2 separate regions of the Homo sapiens genome follow, and region 2 is linked to region 1. The links are chromatin loops, found by intact Hi-C in ENCODE. Cell type or tissue: gastrocnemius medialis. All regions are shown on one strand.

Region 1 (2,500 bases):
CCACCGGCTACAAATTGAGGTTCTTGCAACACCCTCTTTGGGTTCCATTAATTTGCCAGGGCAGCGCACAGAATTTTTGGGTTCTTATGGAGGCTTTATTACATAGGCATGATTGATTAAATCATTAGCCACTGGTGATCAGCTTAACCTTCAGCCTGGCTCTTACCCCTCTTCAGGTTGGTAGATGGGGCTGGAAGTCCAAACCTTTAATCCTGCCTTGGTCTTTCCAGTGACCAGCCCCCATCAGGAAGCTACCTAGGGGCTGCCAGCCATCTGTCAACTTATTAGCATACAAAAAGACACTTACCACTTTGAAAATTCCAAAAGTTTTAGGAGTTGCATGCCAAGAAACTGGAAGAATGCCTTATATATTTCACAATATCACAGTCTGGTTCTAAGGAACTTTTCTCCTGGAAGACACAGGTATGTCTTACTCATTTTCAGTCTCCCAACACCTGACCCAGCACCTAATCCTGAAACTAGCACAGAAGGATTGCTCAATCAATGTTTATGAAGGAAGACTGGGGCTAGTATCAGATTTATAGGTGATTAAACCTGAAGTAGGTAATAAGGAAAGAGAGGTGGGTGTGGGAAGATAAGTCTATGTAAAAATGTGACAGTTGAAAAGGGAGCCAATAGCTGGATCATTATCTCTCAAAGGTAATGGACCATGTCCTCTGTCTACCCCTCAATGACATACATGACCATTAGTGATGGGGATCAGACAGTAAACTACCATAAACAGACTAGGAACTCAAAGCAACCAACCAACCATCCACAAACAAAACCTCATTATCTGAACAGTCTGAATAGTTCCTGATAGTCTTTTTTGGAACCACTTTTCCTCCTTCAGCAAAGCTTGACCACAGAGAACAGAATTGAAGAAACAAAATAAAGCAGCATACTAATCTGATTTCTGCATTCTGGCTACAAAAGCTGTTCCTATAGCATTCTACATGAACAAGAAGAGATGCTGAATTTAATCCGCTGATGAGGGGGCGAAAAGCAGCCAAGGACACTCTTTTGCACACTTGGCAGGGTAGCACACAACCTAACTCCCAGGGGCTTGCAACAATATGTGATCTCCACCAGCACAACAGGGGCTTCAAACCACACATTTCCCACTACTACTGCCTGGATGTGGCTTCAGTGGTTGGTTGTTGGCTCTGCTTTAGAAATAAGTGGCCTATTGCAAAAATGCTCTAATGCCAACAGGTTGCCACACAAGCACGCCTTTGGAAATAATTTCTGCTGGCTGTAACTTAAACAAACAAGGAAAAGACATCCATAGTGAGATGTACTATCCTTGATTCTCCAGATCAGTTCATTCTAAACTAGGAGGCAACACTGACATAAAGTACTGAACAGCCAGGCATGGTGGCTCACACCTGTAATCCCAGCACTTTGGGAAGCCGAGGTAGGATAATCACTTAAGCTCAGGAGTTTGAAACCAGTCTGGGCAACAGTGAGACCTTGTCTCTACCAAAAAAAAAAAAAAAAAAAAAATTGGCCAGGCATGGTGTCACAAGGCCTGTGGTCCCAGCTACTCAAGAGGCTAAGGTTGGAGAATTGCTTGAGCCTGGGAAGTCAAGGCTGCAGTGAGCTGTGACTGCGTCACTGCACTCCAGCCTGACAGAGGGAGACCCTGTCTCTAAATGAATAAATAAAAGTACAATAAAAATACAGTGTTTCAAAAGTAAGCAGGAACCCACTGTTTAAAAGGCTCTAAATTCCAGCTACTAGAGGGCACATTTCCATATACATACATAAAGCATCTCTATGATATAATCAGGGACCCCATCCAGTTAGAAAGTTTTTTTTTGGGGGGAGGGGGAGGTCTCTTGCAAATTAGGCCATTATAACGCCCAATGGTATACCCAGGAACTCGTGTCAAAATAATTCTAAGGCTGGGTACAGTGGCTCATGCCTGTAATCCCAGAGCTTTGGGAAGCAAAGGCAGCAGAATGGCTAGAGGCCAGGAGTTCAAGACTGCAGCGAACTATGATCTTGCCACTACACTCTAGCCTAGGTGACAGAGCAAGACCCTGTCTCTAAAAATAATTCTCCCAGTCTGAATTATAAAGGTAATATTAATAGAGGGATTTCACAGAAATCTTCCGTACCCAAGTGGGTTTCAAACTATTATACAACTACTGACAGTGACAATCAAGTACTAGGAGAAATATTAGTTAATAGCGTAAATACAGACGTGCATTGCAAAATTAAAGGCAGAGGTTAAAATTATCTTCATTTCACCAGTCTCCTCTCCCACAGTTGGAAATAATAATTATTTTGTAAAAGGCTTTGGACCACTATCAGCCTACTCCTGGTAATCTTTAAAAAGGCTTATTCTTTTGTAAAGGCATAAACTTAACATTGGCATAGTTAAGTATTTTCTGATATAAAATCACTACAACCCACATTAAATTTGTACTTCCAAAAAAACAACCAACTAGGTGGATATGGTGGTGCCTAAAGTCCCAGCTACTTGGGAGGCTTA
Region 2 (2,500 bases), 120 kb before region 1:
TGATTCTATTACTGATGGTGGAGAATGGTACTGGAGGTTCAAGGTGAAAAAGGACAAAAGCACCTGCCACACTCCAGAAACCAGTATCTTATTCATACCTCTTTTGAGAGGTTAATAAAGCTGTCAGGGAAATAAAGAATAAAGCAATCAAAATCACAAAGGACAGACTGGCATAATTAAGGAAGCTTTCTATCCCTACGCACCCTAGATTACACATTACACATTACACATCTCATTTGGCTTAGTAAAGTCATTGTTGTGAAGGACTTACTTGCGAATTACACAGTAATAGTACTGATTGTAAACACAAATATCTACCATTTTCTTTCTATTACCCACCTTTTTCAGTGTAAAAAGCAGGGACTGCAATGTCTAAGTAGTAAAATTAATGAATATACTATGATGATAAAGTAGAAACCAGTTGGGATTAATGAAATATATGAATAGATTGATTTCAAATATTCTTATAGCTTTGTTAGGCAAAGTATTGATGGTGCTGTCATTGTATTTTCAACTTGCCAATCTTTTTTTAACCTACAAAAACGCAAGAGAAATACATCATAGGTACTTAATTTGTGGAAAAAAAATTAGTCTAATTACTGTGCTATTTATTAGTTCTCCCGAAGGTTTGGTAAGCAGAATACATTATTTAATCAGAACTTAATTTAAATTCACGTGTTGGTGATAAAAACATTTAATGTTAGTGGACTGATCTGATGAGGAATTTACTCAACTGAGTAATGTATGTTCACTAGGGGACAAAAAACAGACGAGCATTTTAAATGATAAACATAGGATGGAGTGAATATTTAGCTGAAGTTCACTTCCAAATACGACTTTTAAATCAAATCACAAAAGAAATAAATGCTCATTCTGAGTAACACAGAAAACAAATTTTCAAAGAAGAAAAAATAAACACCCATAATTCACTGCCAAGATAACTATTCTATTAATTAAGTGTACAATAAAGTTTTTCAGTAAAGTGTTTTCCAAACTTATCTGCTTAAAGGAACAACTTTGGAGAGCTTATTTAAAATGTAGATTCTTGAACCTCTCCCCTGGAAGTACTGACTCAGCATGTATGGGATGGGGCCTGGACAATCTATTTTTAACAAGCAACCCAGGTGACTTCTCATAGGACAAGTTTAGTAAATCCTATTTTCTAGGACACACCTTTTTCTGTGCATATATGCATGTACAAGTGCACACAAGCAGCTATTCTTTTGTGATGATTTATCCCTGTCAAGCCTGTTTTATGAGAGAATTTGGTATAGCTGATTTTTGCCAATCCTGCTGTACCCCTTTACAGATGATCTTTTAAAAAGGTGACACATTTGCCCTGCTGGTACCAGGTAAATGACAGCCTCTTCATTCAACCTACAGCCAGACCTCAGGAGGAGCAATCAGAAAAAGGGTTTTCTCTTCTCCATGTCTTTGTGAACTCGTTGTTAATTCCCCCAGTAGGATAAAATAGAATAATCAGGTCTTGCTTTTCAGAATTTCATTGTCCTCTCTGTTTTTAAGGCTTCAGCCCAGAGATACTTCCCATTTTGGAAATAAGAAGCAAGAATTGGATTCATTGCTCTTGGTGGTAATACTCAAAAATAAAACCAAATGTGCTTATACCAGCAACGCATTTCATAGCTGTAATTTGAAACTGCTGATTCTAATTTAATTTATTCCTTTTTACCTACAATCTTAGCATAAACAAGTAGACTGTAAAGCAAGGGAAAAGATAAAAATATAAAGACCTCCCTGCTTTAGTCTAAAATATTTAGGAGCTAAAGATAGATCTGACTTCACTCCCTAAAACAAAAGACAGAACACCTGCCAAAAGTTAGCTGGGAAGTAAAACCACCCAACACTGGCTGCCATATCTCTTACTGAGCCTATCTTAACATGAGGCTCAAGTTTCCAATTCATGAACTACCTGTTGCAAATGTCATTCCCAGGCAAACTTTCCACGCTGTTCTGATTCCTCATAGTGCCCCTCACCTTCTGCTGTCCCTTTATTTCTTCAATTTGAAGAAGGTAAGCCAATTTTTAGTCTATGCAATCATGCCTTCCTCTTTATGAGGATTCATGAGACAAATTTTTCTCAGGAGGATCTTTCCTACCAGAACACTGTGTTGCTTTGGAACAACCAGTTTTGTTTTTATTGTGATGAAACTTTAAATTATGTTATTAATAAAATCCTCTTATATTCTTTGGCAACTAAGAAGTTGAGAGGCAAATTTGCAGCTGATCTCTAACTTCTGAACAAGAACTTATGGTTGATAATAAATCATTTTATTACTCTGACACATGGCTTCATTTTATTTTTCTGGCTTTTATATTTCTTTTACCCTGATTTAGTCTTTAATTACTTTCATTCTTGATATATTTCCATAGGTGACCTTAAATACTTTTTTTCCACTTCCCTCCTAACATTTATATTTATTTTAATTGATAAATAAAAATGTTATGTATAACATGTTTTAAAATATGCATATATAATGGA

The links. Peaks named below come from ENCODE experiments on the same cell type or tissue, not always from the same donor. Only the 100,000 strongest peaks of a DNase experiment are listed, where the experiment ranks them.
Region 2: it touches region 1 in a loop (5-fold over the local background); 8 of 110 quality-filtered maps call a loop at or near these places.

Annotation. Positions count from the first base shown.
Region 1 is chr12:45,218,510-45,221,009 of GRCh38, reverse strand. The region is part of intron 1 of ANO6 (anoctamin 6); the gene reads right to left. Among named protein-coding and RNA genes, the nearest start is that of ANO6, 3.7 kb to the right of the region's middle. In gastrocnemius medialis, no CTCF peak of the experiment used is centred here; a DNase peak (open chromatin) is centred at 1,189; H3K4me3 peaks cover 1,514 bases; H3K27ac peaks cover 2,500 bases.
Region 2 is chr12:45,337,846-45,340,345 of GRCh38, reverse strand. All of the region lies in intron 3 of ANO6 (anoctamin 6), which reads right to left. Among named protein-coding and RNA genes, the nearest start is that of ANO6, 120 kb to the right of the region's middle. In gastrocnemius medialis, no CTCF peak of the experiment used is centred here; no DNase peak of the experiment used is centred here; H3K27ac peaks cover 2,500 bases.